Regions from separate parts of the Mus musculus genome. Here all the other regions are linked to region 1. A link is a loop called in an ENCODE intact Hi-C map of the cell type or tissue named here. Cell type or tissue: heart. All regions are shown on one strand. Region 1 overlaps Shc4 (SHC (Src homology 2 domain containing) family, member 4). Region 2 holds the start of Cops2 (COP9 signalosome subunit 2). Region 3 has its middle 8.0 kb from the start of Shc4. Region 4 overlaps Gm26697 (a long non-coding RNA gene). Region 5 overlaps Atp8b4 (ATPase, class I, type 8B, member 4). Region 6 overlaps Cops2 (COP9 signalosome subunit 2).

What was found. Peaks named below come from ENCODE experiments on the same cell type or tissue, not always from the same donor. Only the 100,000 strongest peaks of a DNase experiment are listed, where the experiment ranks them.
Region 2: a loop joins it to region 1, with 2.1 times the contacts of the local background. A loop is called at or near these places in 7 of 42 quality-filtered maps.
Region 3: a loop joins it to region 1, with 5 times the contacts of the local background. A loop is called at or near these places in 33 of 42 quality-filtered maps.
Region 4: it touches region 1 in a loop (26-fold over the local background); 18 of 42 quality-filtered maps call a loop at or near these places.
Region 5: it touches region 1 in a loop (6-fold over the local background); 7 of 42 quality-filtered maps call a loop at or near these places.
Region 6: it touches region 1 in a loop (2.7-fold over the local background); 7 of 42 quality-filtered maps call a loop at or near these places.

Annotation. Positions count from the first base shown.
Region 1 is chr2:125,658,114-125,662,113 of GRCm38, forward strand. All of the region lies in intron 6 of Shc4 (SHC (Src homology 2 domain containing) family, member 4), which reads right to left. Among named protein-coding and RNA genes, the nearest start is that of Eid1, 13 kb to the right of the region's middle. In heart, a CTCF peak has its summit at 2,056 (motif pointing right); no DNase peak of the experiment used is centred here; H3K4me3 peaks cover 1,148 bases; H3K27ac peaks cover 1,410 bases.
Region 2 is chr2:125,856,381-125,860,380 of GRCm38, forward strand. Cops2 (COP9 signalosome subunit 2) reads right to left here and starts at 2,702. Exons shown (of 13, transcript NM_009939.3): 1 at 2,556-2,702. The coding sequence starts at 2,609. It also overlaps a transcript of Galk2 not described here. In heart, a CTCF peak has its summit at 1,543 (motif pointing left); a DNase peak (open chromatin) is centred at 2,681; H3K4me3 peaks cover 2,229 bases; H3K27ac peaks cover 1,436 bases.
Region 3 is chr2:125,730,164-125,734,163 of GRCm38, forward strand. No RefSeq gene overlaps it. Among named protein-coding and RNA genes, the nearest start is that of Shc4, 8.0 kb to the left of the region's middle. In heart, a CTCF peak has its summit at 1,689; a DNase peak (open chromatin) is centred at 1,738; H3K4me3 peaks cover 883 bases; H3K27ac peaks cover 1,222 bases.
Region 4 is chr2:126,518,600-126,522,599 of GRCm38, forward strand. It overlaps Gm26697 (a long non-coding RNA gene), which reads right to left. Exons shown (of 4, transcript XR_866700.3): 4 at 2,602-3,495. Among named protein-coding and RNA genes, the nearest start is that of Gm26697, 25 kb to the right of the region's middle. In heart, a CTCF peak has its summit at 2,470 (motif pointing left); no DNase peak of the experiment used is centred here.
Region 5 is chr2:126,361,366-126,365,365 of GRCm38, forward strand. It overlaps Atp8b4 (ATPase, class I, type 8B, member 4), which reads right to left. Exons shown (of 28, transcript NM_001080944.3): 21 at 391-538. Among named protein-coding and RNA genes, the nearest start is that of Atp8b4, 130 kb to the right of the region's middle. In heart, a CTCF peak has its summit at 1,845 (motif pointing left); DNase peaks (open chromatin) are centred at 1,946 and 2,316; H3K27ac peaks cover 740 bases.
Region 6 is chr2:125,830,100-125,834,099 of GRCm38, forward strand. Cops2 (COP9 signalosome subunit 2) reads right to left here. Exons shown (of 13, transcript NM_009939.3): 12 at 3,625-3,683; 13 at 203-2,238. The coding sequence ends at 2,094. Among named protein-coding and RNA genes, the nearest start is that of Cops2, 27 kb to the right of the region's middle. In heart, no CTCF peak of the experiment used is centred here; no DNase peak of the experiment used is centred here.

The DNA of each region.
Region 1 (4,000 bases):
AACTCAGGCTTGATAGTAAGTATCCCTACCCACTGAGCCACCACTCTGGGCCTGTAAGAAATGTTCCTCAGATGGAGCAAGATAAGTTGTACCACATTATACAGAGATGTCATTATAGTTGAGGGTTTCTTGTTTGTTCATTTCTAATTTCATACATATGTGGCTCAATTAAAAAAAACAAAATCAAAATGAGAGTGATTGCAAAATAGAACCAAAATGGCTGTAATTTTTTTCCTTCGTGTTGAAAGAAATAAAAATCAGGAAGACGGGGGGGGGGGGCTGGAAACTCCAGCATAAATAAGAAAACATACAACACTGATTTCCTGTGAAAGAGGTAAGAGGATGGGAGACAAGAAGAACTCTGTGAAAAAGATCCAGAGCTGAGTTCAAATTCCACCATCTGTGCCACCATCTGTGTAGTCCTGGATGGGCTACTTGTGGTGGCTTGAAGAGGAATGTCCACCCCTCCCCATGGGCTCAGAAACCTGAATGAGGTCCCAAGTTGTTGGAACTTTTGGGGAAGGATTAGGAGGCGTGGCCTTGTTGAAGGAGGTGTGTCACTGGGGGTGACTTTGAGGTTTCAAAAGCCCATGCTATTCCTAGTTAGCGTTCTCTGCCTTGTGTTGTGGATCAGAATGTGAGCCCTTGGCCTACTGCTCAGGCCCAGTGCCTGCCTGCTCCCTGCCATGATGCTCATGGACTCACTCTCTGAAACTAAATCCCCCTTCCTTACAAGTTGCCTTGGCCATGGGGTTTCATCACAGTTCTATAACAGTAACTACGGCCAGGTCTTCACTTATGAGGACAGCAGGATAGGCTGTCTGTCTCCTTTAGAGAAAGTCTGGTATTTTTTTTTCTTCATACTAACTTAAACCCTCTGAGGAGCAGGACAAGCAGGCTGGGCACACAGAAGCACTAAGCCCGACCACCACCACTTGAGCACACTCTAAAGCGCTTCAGCTTCTCTGCAACTTCTCTGGATTGAATGCCTAGAAGGTTTTGGTTTTGTCTGTCCATAGGCAGTTCTCCAAATAATTTTCTGCTTTGCTTCAATTACCCTGTTGCTGGCTTTTTTTTTTTTTTTAAAGAAGATGGAACAGAAAGTAGAAAAGGGAAAAAATAAACAGAAAAAAGAAAAAACAAACAAACAAACAAACACCATGGGCTCCTGTCTCTCTCCATTAATGTGGCAGGCTGCCCTAGGCCCGTGCCACACCCCACCTCCTCTTAGCAAACACCCCTATTTTGACAGTGCTACTCTTTGAACTCTTAGTTTGTTCACATGATCACAGGGAAGCAACATAGGAACCTGCCATGAATCATATACAAAATGCTAGAATTCCTGGTCGGAGCTGCCCTACCTGCCGCTAACAGGCAAAGGGGAAAAGACGGATACATAAGAAATCCCGTGTTCCCAAGGGATTCTTGGTGACATGAAAACAGCCATGGCAGCCTGAGCTCTGATGTCTACATCTGGAATCAGTGCACACACCTGGTTTCTTTCCCAAGCTCCCAGTTCTACCTATGAGCATCAGTAAAAATCATAGGAATCTTAGCATGTCCCTTCACTAGGGATCCTAAGGGTAATATTACACAAAAGAATGAATATTACTCTTAGCCAGTAGAAGGCCTTTTAAAGAGTTTTGTTCCTTTGAGTTTCTGAGATGGTGAGTCTATGACCATCATAGCTAGGAGCATGGCAGCAAGCAGACAGGCAGGCATAGCGATGACACAGTTAGCTTACAGCTTACATCTTGATCTACAAGCATTGTGAGGCACAGAGAGCTGACTGAGAATGAAACGAGCATTTTTGAAACCTCAAAACCCACCCCCAGTGCACACCTCCTCTAGGTACTCACTATATACCCCTGGCTGGCCTGGAACTCTCTCTATAGACCAGGCTGGCTTTGAACTGACAGAGATCCACCTGCCTCTGTCTCCTGAGTACTGATATTAAAGGCATACACCACCACTCTCAGATTGTTCATTTTTCCGTAAAGATCAACATTTGTCTAGAATTAGTTCTTGAAATAAAGGTCAGTGTCTCAGATCATCCACCAGATGGTGCTGTGGGACGCAAATGGAGTAGATGCCTCCCGAAGCATCAGACTCCAAGAACAGTAGATTCACAGACAGCAGCCTGTGTACTTTACAAGCATAAATACAAATGTAAGTTAGCAGATTCGTTTAGGTTGCTTTTCATTGGCAGGGGCGTTGGTTTTACAATTCTCTTTTAATATTCAGCTCATGGCTTTCCTATACATAAACAGTCCAGGTAAACCGGGGTCTTTTCTCAGACTAAGTTCAGATACGGTATGAAAACCTCCTTAGCCTGCCACAGCATTGGAAAGCTGAAGACAGCATGGGCTTCCTCACGACAGCTACAGGAGAAGGCTGGACCTAACACTGACATTTTTAACTTGCCTTCTCTACAAAGAAAGCGTTTCATAAACTGATGAGTTCATAACAGGGCCGTAGCCAAGTTAGGAAAACGTAATACCAGCTGGATCTGGATGGAAACGTTGAACCAGGTATACAGCAGAGGGACGATGGGGGAGGGGTGACACATGGAGGATTATTAGCAGGAAGCCTGGTCTCCTGTGCCCACCTCCACTTCCTGCCAGTCGAGTTTTCCTCCTCACCCTTGCCGTCTGGCTCCTGCCTTTCTGAAGTCACCTAGTCTGTGGGCTCTCTGCTGAACTGAAGGTGTTTTCTTTCCTTCACTCTCCTACTATTCCAGCGTGAGACTATCCCGGTGTCCTCTCCAGGAAAAAGTGCTGTTCCTCCTAAGAAGGTCGCTCTCACCGGACCTCCTCCTCACGCTGCCACGCCGCGTGTCCTGGGACTTCTCCCCTCTCTGCAAGCCTCAGCCCCTTCCGTTGTGGACTCCTCTGCTGATGGTCCTACTCCACTTCTTCTGCTTCCCTCTCTCCGTCTCCTCGCCTCTAGCTATCTTCCCGTCTCCCATCCCCCAGACCCGTTCCTGGCTGGCATCAGGCTCCAGACCCACAGTAGCAGGCTCGGAGGGCATTAAGGGCAGATGCCTAGCTCATGGTCAGTTTGGGGCCTCACCTCCCATTCACCAAGTGAAAAGGTTGGAGTACTGGATTTTACTGAGGCTGATGAAGGCAAAGACGCTTCCTGCTGGTCTGAGGAATGGATAGTATTTCCACACACCTCAATGATTAGAACACTGTAAACTACTGAACCCAACCAGGCCCATCAATCTCCCGGTCAGGAGGTCACCCCTGGTTGCCCCTGGCAGTCCCTCTACTTGTAGCACCCGGAAGCCCCTCCATCTGTGCGGTTGTTTGCAGATCTCCAGTGCCAAGCTTTCTGAACTTTACAGTTCTAACCATAAAGCCTAACCCCACTGCCACCCCAGCTTTCTATCTCTCCACTGAATACCAACCAAAATCTTAAGATTTTTGCCTAGTCACTGTTTTCTGTGAAGACTACATAATCCCACTTCTATAGTGGCTTCCAGACTCCCATACCTGACCCTAATTCAAAGGCCTGGCCGACTCCCCTGATCTTCCTACCTCCTCTCCAAAGCCCCTGCCATGATTTCCAGCCTATCTGTCCTGTGGGTTTTTTTCCTCAAACTGTAATAAAATGGACTTTGAATTTCCTTCAGAGTCCATTTTAAGGTTATCTTATTATTGACCAAGGACCTCTAAAAGGAAATCCCAGTCCCCTGTGACACTTGGACAGAGCGGGTCTCCCTAAGGAGAATCCTAACTCACTAGGCAATGTTCTGTCACCTTCTCATTCCACTATTTTTTATTCAGGAATTGAGAACATTTGAAAATATATAACAAATACTCATTATTAGAATTGAAGAAAATAAAAAAGACCAAGAGAAAGTTAAAATCACCCCAAATTCCACCATGCGGAAACAGTTGCTATTAGCAGTTTGGCATAGGCCTTTCCAGTTTTGTTTTGCTTTTTTCTGTGTAAATCCCCGCCTCAAAAATCACCTGGGCCACAGTACACAGAT
Region 2 (4,000 bases), 200 kb after region 1:
AAGAATGGCCTTGAGCTTCTGATGCTTCGTCCTCTCTCGACCTGAAGTGATACAGGACGCTGCCACATCCAGTTCTTCAGTGCTAAAGACCGAGCCCAGGGCTTTTGGAATGTGAGGCCAGCACTCTACCAAGTGAATGAGCCCCACCTCTCATGCAATATTTTAAATGAAGTGATAACTAAACGTCTAACAACCACATTTAAAAAAAAAAAAAAACAGAACAAAACAAAAACACTAGCGTGGCCTGGTATTCCAGGCCTATTATCCTTACTATTCTAGAAGTTCAGGGCAGCCTGGGCAAAAAGTAAAGTTTCAAAAGGTAAAAAGAATGAGAAACCTCCTTAAAACAGGATGTCAACCTTGTAGACTTTCTATAAAAAGAAACAGATAAAGATCCAGGCAAAATAATTACTCAAATAAAAGAAACCCATCTCTAGCAGCTATGGAATGACAGCCACCCTCATCCTTTCAAACACGCAGGACATGGGCATCAGTTACCAGAAAGACATCACGTGCCAAAAATTTTAACTGTTAGTAAAAGAGATATAACACCTTTCACTACTTGACATATAGCTGGGAATCTAGAATAGTATCTACATGAAAAATGGATGAGAAGAGCTATTTAATTTCACATAATGCCCAGAGAAGAAAATAAAAATTTCATTAGTTTTGCAACAGTAAAATCTTAACTCTAAGTTTTTTTTTTTTTTAAAGCTGAAACAACTGCATATTCAACTTTATTTAGGATACATTTAGTATAGACATAAAAATGCTGGGAAAGCAGTCATGTTCAAACACTGTATGTCTAATTAGAAAGCTTCCAAAGCAGGGTGTGCTGATGCATGCCTTTACTCCCAACACCTAGGAAACACACTGAGCGCCAAACCAGCCTTGGCTACACAGTGAGACCCTGCCTCAAAACAAAGCAACAAACGTCCACAAATGAGTAAAGTCTAACAGAATATTTCAAAGATTCTCATTTTCATTCCTACACTGTACTTTTAAGTTAATCCCAGTGCTAATATTCATTTATCTAAAAGTTCATGTATTTCATAGACTATTAGGAAAGGAGGTAAGTGAAAATTTTAAAAACACTACCAGCTAAAATTACAAACATTCAAAAGAAATATCTGACAATTTAAAAACTACTTGTAATGGAAACAAAAGCAAAACAAGAGTTTAGTATCTGTTTACAACTACCTTGTGATTGAATAAATAACAAAATTCTGTATTGAAATCACCAAGCATCTACTATGACTCTCCAGTCACAGCACTTCCTTCTGCAAAATATGTCTTTCTGTAAAATGAAAACCTTTTTTAAAAATTGCAAATGATTTACAGATTCATCTATACAAAGATGTTACACCATTACCTCAAAATAAAAATATTAATGCTTTGAGAATGTGACACTTAAAAGAAAAGAGGGCCTGGAGAGATGGCTCAGAGGTTGAGAGCACTGACTGCTCTTCCAGAGGTCCTGAGTTCAATTCCCAGCAACCACATGTGGCTCACAATCATCTGTAATGGGATCTGGTGCCCTCTTCTGGTGTGCCTGAAGACAGTGTACTCATATACATAAAATAAATAAACCTCAAAATTAAAAAAAGAAAAGAAAAGAAAAGAAAAAAGACGACCCAGACTTCTCCAAGCATGTACACCACAGCTTGCACTATCATCGGATTTTTCTAAAAACCGAACAATTGCTTCCCAATTAAGAAACAAAACTGACACTAATTTTGGGATCAAGATAATTTTCTTAGTTCTTACACAGGCATGCGTTTTGGACTATCAACATAAATCATGGGGTACAGTTTAAAACCTGTAAATCCATTCACAATTAAACCTTAAATGGAAAAGAAATCACCAATCAAACTAGGCAAGTTTGTTTACTTTTATGCCATTGATGATTCAAACACGGATGCTGGGAAATTTCTTAAATCAAGGAAAAAGATCATTGGTTCCAATTCCCTTAACCCCTACCTTTCCCCAGTCCAACCAAACAAAAAGCAAATCTTTCTTCGGAGCTTGTCATGTTTTAGAGGACGGGACGAGTCGTTTAACTACTCCTCCTACTCTTGCTCTGAGCCTTAACCTGGGACCCAAACTGACCCTGGGCGAGACTCTTAGGCTGTTTTGGGGGAGACTCCCGAGTTTCGCAGTCAGGTCTGGGAGCAGGATGGACCACCCCCCTCTTCCAGTTTTCACTCTTCCAGCATCTGGCACCGGCTCAGGTCCAGAGTGGAGAAGAGATGGGCCCCCTAGGGCCCAGACCTAAGCGCCGGGCCGTGGAGGCTCGGTGGCGGGCAGAGAGGCGCCGAGAACCGGCCGCGGCCAGTCACCCGCGCTATCCCTGGGCCCAGCGTCCAGGGCGGCCCCGCCGCCTCTCTCCCTCTCTTCCCAGGCCCCACAGGCCCGCGACGCCAGGCGAGGAGGGAAACCTGTCCCTGGGCAGGGCGGAACCGGGCCGACGAGCCCCGGGAGGGAGCTGCAGCCTCTCGGCCTTGGCACCACCGCCACATCCCACTTCCAGCCCCCGCCCGCTCCCTGCGCCTCACCAGGTCGTAGTCCTCCTCATCATCGCACATGAAATCATCCTCCATGTCAGACATCTTGGCCGGAGGGGGGAGGGGGAGAGGAGAAATTAGAGACAGCCTCCTCCCACAGTGCTCCGCGGCCCAGAAGCGTCACTCCCGAGTCTCCTCGTCTTCCGGTCTCTCCAGGAGAAGATAAAGCTCATTCCGGAACTAAAGCGCTCGACCCTGAGATGATTTACTACGGCTCCCAAAGGGAGGGCACAGCCGGCTCTTCCTGAGCGACAGTTTGTGTCTTAGCAACTAAGCGTAGCAACTACGAAATCGGGCGTTGCGGGTCCTATCTGAGGGGCTTCGAAAACCTTCTAGCTGTATCCAGCGTCCTAGGTGAGGGAACTGTCTCCTTCCTTGCCTGGGACTCTGGAACCGTCTGTTTCTAATGAAACATGCCCGACCTATCTGAAAGGTAGCGTGCCTCTACCATTGTTATCTATGTGTTTTCTTTCAACACCCTGTAGTGGTGTTTTTACAGTGGTGTATTTACAGCAACACAATTGTCTAGTAAAGTTATGTTTGTAGTTAACAAAAACAGTTCTGTGGATATCCCGGTTTGGATATGCACTAATCAATTGTTCAATTATTTAATGAATCACAAACGTGCATTAACTGCTTTTAGGATGAAATGAAAGTAACAGTTGGTGACAGATTTTTTAAAAATGCATTGTCGCAGAAAACCATTAGAGTTCAGAGTGAAGAAAAATGTGGAAATAAGGCAATCCCCCTTTTTGGAGAAACCTTCCAAATTCTGTACACAAATGCTATAAAGTTATAAAGTAGATATAGGTTAGAATTTAGGCCCAATTGTTATCTATACAGATGAATTAAACATGCCCAAATTACCAAAGGTAAAAACAAAAAAACAAAACCAAATCAAACAAAATTACCTGATTTTATCTTCATCATGCACAGCTGATGTTGAGCACAGTTCAGCATTAACATTCACACCTTCGGGTTGAATCCTTACAGACCCCGCTTGGCTGTGCTCCAGTGACTTCTGAAGTTGTACCTGATGTCATTACCAGCTTTTCTCTGAATCCACTGGAGAACAGGATACTTTTGGTTTTGTTTCTAAGCCAGAAATTGCTTGGTTCTAAAAATCTTGTCAGAAGACGTTAAGGTCAACGATTGTATTATTTTTATATTGAAAACACTGTGAACACAATTTATAGCTGTACATTCAGAATGTTAAAAAATAAGTCTTCAAACGATTTTGCATTGTATATCATTAACATTGATTTTTTTTTCTTTTTTTATGTTTTGAGCTGGGGGAAGAACTTAGCCTTGTGTGTGTTAGGTAAATGTTCTATTGCTGGGCTATCCCTCTAGCCTAACACCTAATTGTTACTTAGGAAAATATTAGAAGAAGGAATTTCAGATGGCTTAAAGAAGTAACCATTCAAGGAAACATC
Region 3 (4,000 bases), 72 kb after region 1:
TTGCTTCTAACTTTCTTCTTTCTCAAAGCTGGATTGTAGCTAGTGGCTCTTCCATGCCTACTCCACTGTGATATTTTAAGAGCAAGCAATTTGTTTCTTCGCTTTCTCGGGTCCACAAATAGAGACTACTTTGTCCCAGGGTAGCTCCTTCTCAGTCATTCCTAGTTTAGATGGCTTAATGAGATTTGGGGAAACTGAGCAGATGACTTAGATGAGATGCTAGACTTTGATTCAGCGGAATAATAAGCAGGGAATTTTGAAGACCTTGGGATAAGGTGACTAGATGCCGCCCATGCAATATGAGAATCTACAATGGACAGAGAACAGACTAACCTAGGAAAAACTGGTGAATTGTGTTAGCTAAGCGGTTAAATTTGTGACAGGTTTTTTGATTTGAGTTTGAATGCCAACAGGATGAAGTTTTGTGTTGTATCAGAAAGAAAGGAACAGTTCCACCTGATATTAGAAGAAGAAAGAAGAGGAAAGAGGAGGAGGAGGAGGCCCAGCCTGGGTTGGAAATTTGGTTCTCTTCTCATTCTCCAACAAATCAGATCAAGGTGAAAAGAAGAACCCCACGATGGGCAAATGCCTGTAACCTCGCACTCAGGAGGCTGAGAGGGGAACTGTGAGTTCCTCCAGCTAAGGCCTGCCACATTACCTCCCCTAAAGTGGGCTTCTAGGTGAGAGAGAGAGTTAGAGAGGCCCCTTAGTGCTGCCGGCCTAGGCCAGAGAACTTCAGGGGGAGGGATCCATTCTACAAGGCCTTTTCTGTGTTTTCCACTCCCTCCACTAGACAGAGGCCTGGGATGAGGTGTGGCTGGAGGAGCCTCAGAATAGGTGACAGGGACGGGGCCTGCAGCTTGCAGAGGCAGTGCAGGGCCCAGAGAAAAAGGCAGACCTGGTGGAAGTGCAAATGCTCAGGCATGGTGACTCAGCCACGTGTAAGCACTGTTCTGAGGCTGACCTCCACCAGCCGCTGTTAGAATCCCATGAGCCCTTTCAGCTCTCTGACTTCACACCGTAAGCCCCCCTTTCATTTACATACAAGTACCTTATTGACGGGCACGAAAACAAAACAGATGAAAATTAAATTCACCCACATGCCAATTTAGACACAGTCCTTGATGACATTTTAGTCTCACGCAAAGCACATCTATCTCCACATTCTCCCTCACACGTAACCATAGTTTTTTCTTTCCCTAATAATAACAACAAGTCGCGCGTGGTGGCGCATGCCTTTAATCCCAGCACTTGGTAGGCAGAGGCAGGCGGATTTCTGAGTTTGAGTCCAGCCTGGTCTACAGAGTGAGTTCCAGGACAGCCAGGGCTATACAGAGAAACAATTTTCTACCCATTTCGTTTGGCGAAATCCCCATAATTCTCATGCACTTGCAGATGAGTTATTTTAATGGCTATCTGCTGCCACTGCGCAAATGCACCATAATTTACCACAGAGGTTTACACGGAGATTGACTGTAATATCTAAAATGCCAGCCAAGGGTTCAAGATAACCTTTATGAGCGTCTCCCTGGCTTCCGTCGTTTCTGCCAGTCTGGATGTTTTTACAAGAAGATTTAGATGATATCCCTCTCTCTTAATCCCTGTTTCTTGGGATAACTTCCTAGAAGCTGGTTGCTTACTTAGGTGCGAAAGCCTCCTCCTGGTGCATCGCTGCGACCCCTGGGGACGGCAGCGGGAACTACAGTTCTGGGCTGCCATTGGCCTTGGCCTTAGCTCGGGCAGAAGCTGGGGCTGGCAGGGGAGGAGCCGTCCTGAGCTTTTGCACGGATTGAGCCGGCGGGCCAGGCGACCAGGCGCGCTGCACCGAAGCTGCAGGAGCCGAGAAGAAAGAGCCAGTGTGCGCCGGGCAAGTCCAAAGGCTTCTCCAGGCACAGCGACTGGCGAGGAGGGGATCGGGGAGGGAGGCCACAGTCCCCCACCAGGACAAAGGGGCCTCAGTACTGGTGAGCAGTCGGCTCCGGGGCCTGGTAGTAGCATAAAGGGAAGCTGTGTCTCCGCAGCACTCAAGATCACCTTTGTCTTCTGAGTCTAAGTCAAAGAAAGGTTACAGAAGGAGCCTGCAGGCTCTCCTCCCTCCGCAGGGGTCTGGTCCAGAGAAGTAGCCAAGTTCTTTCCCAAGATGCTGGGAATTGAGATGAAAATAGAAATGTGCTTGCCTGGTCGCTGCGACAGTGGTCAGTTGTGTAGAAGGCACGTCCTTTGGCCAGGGCTCCCAGTGAGTGAAAGCCAGATCAAAGGATGGGAACCCGTGGTCCGGAAGGGGCCCAAGCACACGAGATACACACGCAGCAATAAGAATTCACCCTCGTTGGGAAGTGGCGGAAATCCGGAGATGGGCTCGGTTATCCCCAGCAGACTCTAAACTAGCCAGCCATTCACTTGTGTCTACTGTCTCTTTCTACCAAAGCCGCAATTTTAGGCTGACCTAATGGCTGCACCCCTTTGGCCAGTAGGGAGAGGCCAATGGGACAAAGGTAAAGGCACCATCCTTACATTTGGTCTTTGCATAGTCTCCTGGACTAGGGCAAACACTTCTGCCTGAATGCACCAAGTCACCCCAGTAGCTTGCAGCAGAATGAGAAGTTGGGATAAGTAATATGAACCCCTCCTCCCCCCAACACACACCCACACACTAAAATGCACATCCATTTTCTAACCCTACGATGGGGCATCTCCACATCCACTCATTCATCAACAGCCAACAATGACTGCCCGACTTGAAGGAGCCTATCCTAGCATAACTGTCTCTCTCCTGAGAGAGGTGTCATCCAGCTGCGGATTGAGACAGAGACCCACAGCCAAACATCAGGCAGAGCTTGGAAAGTCCTGTGGAAAAGTGGTGGGTAGAACTGAACAAGCTGGAGGAGTCCAGATCACCACAGAAGACCTACGGAGTCAACTAACCAGGGACCATGAAGGCTCACAGAGAGTGGACAACCAACCAAGGAGCATGCAGGAGCTGGACCTAGATCCCTTATCCATTTGTAGCAAATGTGCAGCTTCCTCTTCATGTAAGAAATGGGGGGTGGGGTGGGGGGTGGTCTCCATCTCTGTTGCCTGCCATTGGATCCCCTCCCCCATGCCTGGACTGCCTGGTTGGGCCTCAGTGGAAGAAGATACACCTAGTCCTGCTGGAACTAGATGCCCCAGAGTGGGGAGGTACACATGGAAGGTTCTCTGAGAAGGGGAGGGAGCAAATGGGGAAAGGGACTTGTAAGGGTGAGACTGGGTGGAGAATAGGGAGGGGCTGTGATTGGGATGTAAGGGAAATACACAAATTACTGGAGAAAAATAAACAGTCCTGTTATTTAATCAAGGTCCACTGTCTAAAAATGGCAGAGCCAAGACTTCAGATGTTTTTACACCTGAACACTGGCTTCCCCGACACTGAAGGACATGGGCTATTGTAAAGAGACACAATAGGTCAGCCACTGCCATGTAACTATAATATCTAATAGTCATTAAAGGCTGATAAAAAAAAACTAAATTATCAGAGGGCTTCCAAGTCAGTCATGGAGAAAGGTCTAAGCTGAGAGAATGATGGAGAGACAGCTTAAGTCACTGAGCCCATTCCTCATTGTATTGTTCTTCATGAACACAGTGCTCCACATAGTGTGACGGTTCGCACTGACCCTCTGCTGAGCACATCTGTTGGTAATCAGCACTCATTTCAACTCCCAGAATCTTTATTTCAGTAATCCTACCAATGTTTCAAATACACTCATTATTATTACATTTGTACTGGTGATCTGGGCTCAGTGACATTTGATGATGCTGGGTTATGTAATTGTTTTGGGGGTGTCTTAGGGTTTCTATTCCTACACAAACATCATGACCAAGAAGCAAGTTAGGGAGGAAAGGGTTTATTTAACTTACACCTCCAAACTGCTGTTCATCACTAAAGGAAGTCAGGACTGGAATTTAAGCAGGTCAGGAAGCAGGAGCTGATGCAGAGGCCATGGAGGGATGTTCTTTACTG
Region 4 (4,000 bases), 860 kb after region 1:
TGATACTATATGAGTCTTTGGAAGGGCATTTCATACCGAATCAGACAGCTGGGAGCTCAGGCAAGGACAAGGTCTAAAGATATGACCTAATATGAGTCTGCATTTCCATGTATAGAATAAATTGTATATGTGCTAAAGATACATTTTTCATATATATCATATATACAATACATATGAGAGAGAGAGAGAGAGAGAGACTCACTCTGGCTGGAATGAAACTCACTCTGCAGATAAGGCTGGCCTGAGATCTGCCTGCCTCTGCTTTCTGAGTGCTGGGGTTAAGTGTGCCCCACCATGCCTAGCATGCGTTCTGTTATTTAATTTGCTAGGAAGACTGAAAGAATGGTGGCCATGGGATAGAAAGAATGATGGGTTTTATGCTACGACTTTTGACATTTCTATAAGGCATCTAAGACTTATTAGATAGTTAACAGGATCCATACCGTTGAGCTTCATGTCTGAAGCAAAAATATACATTCCAGAGCTAGTGATATATACATATGTTTAATGGTCATAAGAGAAAGAGAATTACTGGCATGGGCCCATACATCTCTATGTCCTGCTATCTTCCTGTATCTTCACTCCTAGGAGTGGACTAAGAAAACCAAGAAAAGAATGTGAGTGCTGTCGTGATTTTAATCTCATTGAGTAGATGATAATTCCTCTCCACACGGCTTTCAGTTACGCTAAGGTTTTTTGTTTCATGGAAAGTTTAATGAGTCTAGTCTAACAGTGTTATCTCTTAGGAGGGTTGTCTTATGTGTGTTGTGGTTTCATTTTTTTGCATTCTATTTACTATTCATCCGAGCATGGAAAACACCAGAGTCTTCCTGAATTTCCCGTTACCATCACCATTGTCATTGGTACAAATGGATGAAAACCAGAGAGTCAAGAGTCAGATTAAATTGAGTCCTAAGTATACAAAGGAAGCCAAAAGAAAATAAATTTATGAATATGGATTGGAGAGGAGGTGGGAAGGAACCGGGAGGAATAAACAGAGGGGAGACCATAATCACAATATATTATGTCAGAAAAAATATATTTTCAAGAAAAGGAAAATAATAACTATTATAGTGAACTCATAAATAGAGACACCAAACAACTAAATCAGTGTAGTCACTCACACCAAACACTTGCCTAACTCCACATTCTATAGATCTCAATGAGACAACCATTCTTTCGCTGAACATTTTCTAATTTGGGGGTTGAAATCGGGTTTTTCACATTCAGCAAAATTGGGTTGATTTTTAAGACATAATACACACATCCATCTTTGCTATTTAACTATAATTTTAGTACTTGCCCTCAGATGGGTGATATTGCCCCAGAGAATACCCAAATGTTGCGAGCTGTTTCGGCTCTCGTCCTATCAGTGGTGTTCAATCTTTCCAACCACCACATCTTCTGCTCTACCTCCAAAGCTCACTCACTCCTGGCAGCCTTCCAGGACTGCCCTCACTCACTCCTGGCAGCCTTCCAGGACTGCCCTCACTCACACCCAAGGAAACAAGGTTCCGAACACATCACGTGTGCTAATAAATGGTGTATCTTAAGTCGTCTCTTGGAACCGTGTTGGCATTTCTTCCGGTTGGGGTTCTAAATGTCCCATCCCATCTCATCCCAGGGAACCCAAGCAGGTGACACAAGGCACTGCACAAAATTTCAGGATGAAGAACAGGGGACCTAGGGTGTCATGAAACTTGCAGGCAGTAAGTGGCTCCCTGGAACCTCAGAAAAGCCATTTATGAGGCAAGATGAATTGTGGGTCCTGCTTGTTGCTGACGTGAGCTTGCGGACAGAAGGCCTTGGGACCTGTGTCTAGCAGGGCCACAAGAGGCAGCGAAGAGGTTGTGCAACTGTGGTTTCAGTTGGAATGATTTTTTTTAGATGTATTTATTTTATATATGTGGGTACACTGTTGCTGTCTTCAGAAACACCAGAAGAGGGCATCAGATCCAATTACAGATGGTTGTGAGCCACCATGTGGTTGCTGGGAATTGAACTCAGGACTTCTGGAAGAACAGTCAGTGCTCTTAACCGCTAAAGCATCTCTCCAGCCCCCTTCCACTAGTTTTCAATAACAGGATTATTGTTGAAGTAAAAATGAGAAGATAAGATATTTTAACTGAGATCTTAAGTATAAAAGGGTGTCTTGGTGAATCTTATTCTGTAACTTCTGCTGTTGGTAGCATCTTACCAGATTTAAAAGTCTATCAATCACAAATCAATAATAAATTTATTCATCGGCAATCTTTTTTTTAACTATAATAATAGGTTACTGGGGAATGAAAATAATTTACAGTTAAATCTTTACCACTGACGAGTACATGTTTTTAGAAGATTTCTGCCTGGAGGAATACTGTCCCAATTATGCTGTATCTTTCCAAGCAGATCATCGGGCACACGGTTTTTTCAGACCCACAGGAACGCTATTATCGGAGTGTTACTGCCATCTAGTGGACTATAGGAATAAATGCAGCTTAAGGCTAACGTGCTTCAGACTTTTTCCTTCTTTTTCTTTCTTATATATTTTCCCTCCTTTTTGATGTAGTATATGCAAAACAAAAAAAATGGAAAAAAATTTTATCAGTCATTGGAGGCTACTTTGAAATTTTTAACTTTATTCTCTCATCAAAAAACCAACAAACATTCCTATCCAGCCAAAACTGGTTGTTAGAAACACAAATAAAAGGAATTCAGAATGAAAATATTTTTTTGCACAACAAAATAAAAATGAGAAAAAAATAATAAAATGTGCTTAAGTGATTGTTCTTGCAAAGAGGAAATATAAGACGTTTATGCAGAAACGAATGGGTTTGGTGAGTTTCAGGAAAAGGTACACAGTGTGCCCTGACAGGCAGAGGGTAGAATTACTTTACTATATTAAGTTTAATCCATTTTAATCAAAGGGTAATTGCATCACTCCCTGCTTTTCCTAACCTCTCTCCAACCCCTCCCGCGTCCCCTGCCTCCAACCCTTTCACTGTCCCCTCCCTTGCTCTCAAATGGACAGCCTCTTTTTCTTTGATGACTATTGAGACATGCAGATATGTAAGTACAGTCTGCTGCGGCTGTGTGTGTTGATTGTGAGGGTGTGACTTCGGGGTGGCTATCTCCGGGGGATCGTCTCAGGGAGAAGCTAATTTTCACTCTCTTAGCAATTATTGTCTGTGGGTCTTTGCCTAGGAAATGAACGGCATGAGATTACCGGCTTCCACGTTACCATTTCACCTGATACTGCCCGTTGTTCTGGTCCTGTTTGTGCAGCCATTTCTATGAGAGACAGTCTCATGGCAGACTTCCTGGTAGTCTTCCCACCACCTCTTCCTCTGTGTTTCCTGGGCCAGAGATGCAGGAGCTGTGATGATGCTCTGCCCACGGGCACTCGGGTTCCCGGGAACCATTGTCTCCCTCTTATGTCCAGCTGTGGTGCTCTGTAACGGTCCGCATTGGTGTAAAGAGAAGCTTCTTTGAATAGGATTGGAAGGCGCTTATCTGTGGGCACAAAGATAACATTTAAAACATAGTTAGGAATTATGCTGGTCTAGTAAACTGGTGGTACTAGATTCTCTTCTAAAGTCCGTGACCTCACTAGCCCCAGGAACCTGGCCTAGTTCCAGTACCAGACATGATTTCCTTCCTGTCAAGTCGGCATAAAGTCCTATTAGGCAGCTGTTGGTTGCCACCAACGTGTGAGTGCCCTTATTGCTCCCTTATACCTAGCTTGTCATGCTGGCTATTTTCCAGGCTCCTTCCGCATCATCACGGCGGGGTGGTAGGACTAATTGTTTCCTTCCCTTGGCCGCTCACAAAAGAACTTCTGGTGCTATGCAAGCCAGGTTACAGGAAGGAGGCTTTCAGTTAGATCCAGCTCAAAGCATGCTTGTCCTATGTCCTACGGATGTAACTAACGTCTTCAGCAGTAAAGGCCTACCCTCAGGCCCTGGAGGCATCACTGATAATCTGTATTGTTTTGGGAGTCCTGTGCATATCTTAAAAG
Region 5 (4,000 bases), 700 kb after region 1:
TGGTAATTCTGTGAAGGTCAGGTTATGACTCGCAAATCACAAACCTTCGCAAGAACGGTAACTGAAAAACTGATCTGCGCCATCCCCCACCGTCTTCCAAAAGCGTTTAAACCGTTCTGCGAAGCAACGGAAGTAACCGTTTAGGCAGAACTCATAGACTCCCTGCGAACTGTTTCTCCAGAGCCTCACATCCAGTGCGATCCTTCAAACAATGATGTCTGAAAGGCACACTGGAAGTCTTTCCTTCTGCAAACAGGAAATCCTGTGCACGCCCTATCTCTTGTAGTGACATTTGTTTGAAAAACACAAAGGAGACTCTCATTAAGGCAGCACAAAAGAGATGATTGCTGGAGTAAAGAAAAAGAGAAGAACAGCCTCGGGCAAACTCACCAAACTGTGGCCATTTATGACTAAGGCATATTCTCCTGTCACAGCCTCTCCTGCACCCGCGTCCAACCCCAACCGCTGCTTGTTGTCATAAACTGCATGTCCATTGGAAAAACTCGTGCTTTGTCCAAGCAAATTTTCCTTTGCTTTCCTTAAAGAATAAGAGAATTAAAAAAAGGCATAACAAAGCACACAGAGCTTGTCTATAACTGAACCAAGAGGCCGGCCTGGAAATGAACTCATGCTACCACTCTTCAGCGTAAGGCCCAGGTATTAGGCCACCAAGCAGAGGGAAGGCCAGACAGCAGTGCATGTCAATCCTGCAGGGGCTGGGGGAGCACAAGGAACTAGGCAGCTAAACACAGAGAAAACAGAACTACCTCAAACATTTTACACTACCTAAAAACTGGCTTTAACCAAGGAATCTTGATAGCTTTGGTGTATAAAGAACCACTCTCTGGAAAAACGGTGTTTTTCAATATGCTAAACAAAAACTAAAGGCGATGAATGAAACCTTCTCATTACAGAGCACTCCCCTCCTTCCCTCTCTCTTTCCTTTTCTCCATTTTTCCCTCTCCCTTTCTTCCTGACGTACGTACATACGTGTGTGTGTGTGTGTGTGTGTGTGTGTGTGTGTGTGTGTGTGTGCGCGCGCGCGCGCGCGCGCATGCGCTCATCATTATATAACCTGGCTGAAAACAATAGTCCACTTATAAACACATTTTGTTTAACTTTGAAAGAGATTCATGATGCCATTTATTATTATAAAATAAAAGAAAAATATTTTAAGTAAAAATAAAATCCTCATAAGTTTAAATGATAACAATGACCTTGTGAGAAACTCCAAACTCCAAACATGGGGTTTTTACAAATAGAAATTCCTCGCAATGCTAAAGACCTAATCAGTAGCTTATATGATGACATAAGCCCATTAGAACTGGCATTCTACTGTTCTCCTAAAAAATGTGATAATGTCTTTAATAGGAAGGTAAATTCCCACCCAGAAGACCTGTGGGTGACCAGGTTATAAATAACAGGTCTGTTGGCATGACCACAGTAGCTTCCATCATAGGAATACCGGCAGATGTCCCCTGCAGAAGGATGCCCAAGCCAGCCCCTGCATGTGAATATACCACTACATGTATAGATGAATTCCAGAAGAAAACAGAAAGTGAAGAATAGGTTAGCAGATGTTTCGACTTATGGCAAAATGAACTGTCTTCTTGATGTCCTGCCCAGTGTGGAAAGCATTTATTACAATGAGTTTATGCTGAAGATCCTCTGATGGGAGAGAATGGTCATATTAAAACAAGCATTATGCCTTCAGCTTTTGAGTTATTTAACATACAGTGATGCATATAAAAATGCATCACCAAGAGTTTATGTATGAACTACAAAAGCAGACCCAGAAGCAAAGGCAGGTCACCTTGTTTCCTGGCTCAACACTGCCCTCTGCTGTCCGGGACCAAAATCGTGCCTGCACTTAGACTTGTCACTCAGCCTTGGTTCCAAGGATGATATCAGACAGTTAGCAGGCAGTTTGCAGAAACAAACAAAAGGATGTGTAAGGTTAGAAGGCTGTTTGAAATGCACTGTGGGGAAGGAGACAGAGCAGGCACAGAGGATTACTGTTGCAAGCAGAAGGCTCCAATGTCCTCGGTAGATAAGCAACCCAATGAACGCTCATCATGGTCATGAAAACTGGCAGCGCCATCTGATGAATGGGAGAAATGATACCAGACATGAATGTGTGTCTCTGACGGCACTGCAGATCTCATAAACTGGGCTTTGAGAAGGCACTGAAGCAAAAAAAAAACATCTCCCAGGGTTTCCTGTTTGGTGAGGCTCCCATTTGCTGTGTAAATGACTCAACCTCTATTTCCCCCTTGCAAAACGAAAACATTCCAAGGGAGGGTGAAGTTCATGAACACACTGGCTGAAATTCTACTTATTTAGGAGCTTTCCCCAACAATGTCTCCCTAACATGTGACACAAGTCCCTTTCCAGGCAGAAAAAGAACAATTTTTATGCTCTGCTAAAATTGCTAATGCTCCCCCCACCCTCCAAGGCCTTCACTCCCTGCCAGACTGGAATGAGTGCACTGTAAGACCTGGGTGGGTGTTCATAGCTGTCCTTTCTCTTACTTCCTGGAACTCAGCTCTCCAAACACAAGCTGGTTCTTGCAAATGCAATTCATCAGGAAGGAAGAAAGCTACACATAGTACCTTTCGGTGAAGATGGACAGTGTGTGGGCATCCGACATTCTACTGGACCTCAGAATACAAACAGATGTGAAAAGAAGGGCTCTGCCTTCTAGGCTTTGTAATGAGGGCAGTTTAGTACAATGCTGTAATGCAGAACCATAGGCAGGGTTGAGTTGACTAGAGCACTCACAGCCCATACCATCTGAACACACTACAGCGGAGGGAGGGAGCGCTGTGCTCAGCCATGCATTCAGCCTGCAAAGGAGAGAGGGGGTGCGAGGGATGAGCCATTTTCCTCAGTCCTTTCCTGGCACTCTAGATGCAGGAAGTAAAAGAGATCTGTTAGGAAATAGATTTAAATTATGACATTATGTTTAAAGGAAAATAATTTGGACTTTGGTAAAAGGCCAGAGCTTTGAGCTTGCTTGTTCCTTGGAAACTTGGGTCTGCCTCTGACAGATTAGCTATCTGACTTTAGGCCACTTGATTAGTCCGGGGCAGATCCAGGACTCCAAATTCCTAGTTCTTGGTTATCAAAACAAATGGCTTTACATATACAGCCAGCCACAGGCTATCTCTAGGTTGGAGTAAGATATGCCACCAGAGAGTAATGAAGGAGACAGCACCGCCCTTCAGAGAGTGAGGAAGAAAGGAAGTGAGTGAACTTTTTAGTTCAAGCTTCCAGTTCATTGCCCCACAGACTGTTAAAGACGTCGATCCTTTATCGTCGATCAGAAATCGGGGACCGGCTCAGAGAGCGATCAACCCCCTGAAAACAGGGAACTGTGTGCACCAAAATGCACATCAGAAGTCAAAATGTAATGCTTTAGAGTGTTACAATTTATGAGAAGAAACCTGACCTACTAAAACAGTTTACTCGGGATAACAGAACTTGAGCATTCAAACCTATTTGGTCGCTACTGTCATTAATGACTCTATGATATCACAGTCAGTGTTATGTTCTGCTCCACGAAAGGACTCCTAACTGGCCAATATCTTATAAACAGCCTACATCACACAGCTAATTTTCAGTACCTGCCCCAAGAGCCATTTACAAGAGGTACCAGTGATTAAAGATTTTACTGCTTAGAGAGGGGCTATAGAGTCCTAGTGTCTCTGCGTGGGTACTTGGAGGCAGCTGGGTCATTTAATGAATTTTTCTGAGAACAAAACATGGTGGCTCAGAAATGAAACACTGGATGCGTTATCTTGTCTGACTGATCAAAACCTCATTGTCTATTTTCCTTGCAGCAGAAGATACATGCTCTGTTAAAATGACAGAATCCATGAAATAACCTCAGAAACTGGCAGGACTTAATTGTAGACCTGTGGGCATGAGACTAACACAGGGATGACTGTAGACCTGTGGGCCTGTGGCCAACATAGGGCTTAACTTAAACCTGTGGGCA
Region 6 (4,000 bases), 170 kb after region 1:
CTGTTAGCCATGCTGTGAGACTAACACAGGAAGCAGGTCCTGTCGTACAGTTTCACTACGCAGTTGGCCTAGTTTCCCACAGGGTAACAAGCACACTGCCTTCTACAAACTTAAGACAGCACAGAACCAGCACTTAACAGGAGCTGGATGGGACACACAGCTGAGACCCTTTGAGTTCTGATTATCACATGCACACACCTGATACAGGCACAGAAACTTGTCATTTTTATTTGGGTAACAAAGGGTCTCCAAATTGTATTGGAAAAATAAATCCTAATTGATATCACTCCTGTAAAAAACGTGAACACACTTTTCACAAATGATTTATGTAGAATAGAAGAAAATACACATACTTTTATAATATCTTAAACTTTTTATTCCCTACCATTGACATTTTGTCTTTCGTCTTCTTTCGGTTTTCTACAATTTTCAACGTATATCTGTATTTAATACTGCTTTATTCTGCTAGACATTAACTGACTGCTTTCCTAAATCTAAGGATTATATAGTTTTAGTATAAATATATATCACATATTTTCGTAAAATTTTGACAAAACCAAATAAGCATGCCTTGTTTTAAGTCCATGCTCTTTCTACTGTTTATAAAATCTGATTTAATGATCAAAATTCTTGGTTGCCACTCTTCAGTCACACAGTCTTCCTTCTGCACTGCCACTCAACTGTTTACATAATAATGAGCAATAGAAAACCAAGCACATTATGTTAATCTTAGTTCCTTCTTTTGACACTATATGATAATGTGAACTTAAAAAAAGAAACAAATACATCCAAAACTCAATACATTCAAATGGGCTGAGTTCTGCCACCATCGAAGGCCATAGTTCATTCCTAACTATTCTGCCACTGCACAAAATACTTGAAAATTATTTGGGGATTGCTTTCAAAGCCAGATGCATACTTTCTACATTATCTAAATTTAGGTATTTCTTTGAAACTGGTATTTGGGGCCAAATTAGGGTAAAGACAGACAAGCTTGTTAATAATCTTTTCAAACAAGGTGTAAACATGAAGTTAGTAGTGAGTTACCTAAATTAACTTTGACTGTAATTCTCCAAGAGCAAACCCAAGAGGCTTCGGGCAATGGTTGTTGCTGGCATTAGAAAATAACCTTTCAGCATGGTCACTATGCAGGTAACATTCACTTCGCTGTCTAGATTCTGGCATATTTGTCTAAAGTGACATTCTGAGAGTTAACACGTATTCTTTTAAAAAGAAATTACCAGTCTTTAAAAAAAAAAGCATCATAATCCTTTAAAGTATCACTGTCAAAACAAGTTCTATGTAAGGGCTCTGTTAGAAAGGAGTTCTTACTCTATCAATGAACTTTAATTTTAAAAACCTGGAAGCAAATAACTAGCTTTAACTATTTGCTCTCAGGCTTTTAAATCTTAACTGAAGACAAAATAACCTGAAATCTTTAAGATACTAAAAACAAAAGAGCAACCCCGAATGTAATAAAAACACATCAAGAACCAAGCTATAATTTCTGAGCTGCACTGTTTATTTTGCTGCTTGAGCCCTAGGTGACAGCGTGCCACTGAGAATTCGGGTTGTCTAACCTTTACTAGCTGCAAGAACAGAAATAGACGGACACAGTTTTGGAGAATTGACATTTTGCAAAATGCAGCAAACATTTTCATTTATACATGAGAAAAGGAAGTGTTCAAAAGGGTATGAATTTCAAGTTATTGCAGGTTATTTGTGAGAGAATTTCTGCAGGTACAACATGTTTAAATTTAACCAACAGTAGCGTGTCAGTGTTTTTAAAATCATGACAAAAATCTTCTCTCTGATCATGTCGCCCATGACAAATTACTATGGTGTTGTATGTTTAGGGCAAGATGTCAACACAGCATAAATCCCATGGTGTTTTGGTTTTCTTCTGGAGATTAAAGCTGTTTTCTTGGGATAAATGCAGCAGCAAACCACAAACCAGTTGATCACAAAAGCACTTCTGCCATAACTCCATCCCTTTCAGGACACACCAACCCACTGGAGCTTTGTCTTTCCAGTCCTCAAGGGTCACATCTCTGCACTGTTGCCTTAAGCATGTCCGCAAAGCTCGGTCTCCGTTAAGCCAGTTTACTGACCACAGCCTGGTTCAGAGAATTTAGTTGGTTGGTCCATTTATCTAGCGCAGTGTATCGGGCACCACCCCTCTTCTGATGATCCAGTTCAAGGAGCTGGTTGACTTGATCAATTCGGCCATGAATAGTGCTGGAACCAAGTAAGAAAGCAAGGTCTCCAGTTATCTCTGCTAAGCACATTCATAGAAAACCACATCACACACACACACACACACACACACACACACGCACACACACACCCTAAAGCCAGACAAAACACCAACATAAAAACAAAAAACAAAACAAAACCCAAACCTGCTTTGCCTACTTCTAACAAGTGAATTTGGTGTTAGTTGTAACATTTATTGCCTTATTCTATTTTTAAGACACCAGATCTCAGCTCAGCTGCCACTTTTCACAAGATACCTACATTATGAAAGGTAATGACACCTGTAATGCTTTCAAAGCAAACTGCTATTAACACCAAAACTGTTTTGCGACAGATGGTGCTTACGCCTTATAGGCTGGACATGGGGGTACTCATCTTTAATGCCAGCACTTGAGAGATAGATGTGGACAGCCTGGTCTACACAGTAAATCCCAGGCCAGTCAGAGCTACACAGTGAGACCATATCTTAAAAAAAGAAAAAAAAAAAAAGAAAGAAAGACACAGAGACAGACTATCAGGAAATGATCACCGTGTCGCCTGTCTAACAGGTGTGTGCATGCGCAGCACATGTGGGAGGGAGAGCACAACTTTTGGGAACTGGCTCCTTTTTCAGACTGTCAGGCTTATGTAGAGTGCTTTAACTTGCTAAGCCATGTCACAGGCCAGTAGGTAAGTTCTTAGTAGTATGTAAGTCATAAAAAGAATGAGAAACCTGTCTGAAAAATAACTTAGAATCTTTCTAGAGGTCATGTGTTCAGTGTGCTTATTCACTTACAAAAGAAAGAGTCACTGTATGTCTTCTATTAGGAAATCCCACAGTTGAGCTGCTATGCTACCCTTGCCATCACTGTCCATACTTTCTCCACGGGCTCATACATTGAACCCTTAGTGCCCAGTTGGAGGAACTGTTGGGAAGGATTAGGAAGTGCCACAGGGATGGGCTTTGGGTTTCAAAAGACTAGAGCCATTCCCAATGTCTCTCCCTCTGCCTCCTACTTGCCAATCAAAATGTGAGCTCTTCAGCTTTGTCTTTTCTCCACTATCATGGACACTTTACTCTCTGAAACCATAGCCTAATTAAATCATTTCTTGGTGTTTTATCACACCAACAGAAAAAGACAGTAACCAACATCTTGCAACTTTAAAAAGTCGCCAAGGACACTGGAAAGAGTGGCAAGTGTATAAGAGCACTTGCTGCTTTTCTAGAGGACCTGAGTTTAGTCCCAATACTCATGTTTAGTGGCTCAGAACCATATGTAACTCCAGCTGTAGGGGATCTAATACCCTCTTCTGGCCTCCACAGGAACCTGCTCTTCTATACAAATACAAGACACACAGTAATTTAAAAAAAAGCTGCAGAGTACTTACTTATCCAGTATGCACTGCACCAGCAAGCTCTCCACATCAGCTACGTCTATGTTTAGCTCCTGCAACAAAGAGTTCATTATATAATTCTACTAATTAACATTTCAAAAGATTTCATGATTATGTTTGGCTTTAATATCACTGAATGAAAACATTAATAAAGGAGATTTCATTTTTCCCCCTTCTTTACTACAATGGCAATTTAACCCAGGGTCCCATACACTTGGCAAGCGCTCTCTTACTAACCTACAACCCCATCTGTGCAGAGAATTTTTTTCTGTTGATCCTGGGCACTGAACCTAGGGTCTTGTGCATATATTATACCACCCAGCTATATCCCAACCCTCTTGTCATGTTTAAGACAGGGTTTCAATAAGTT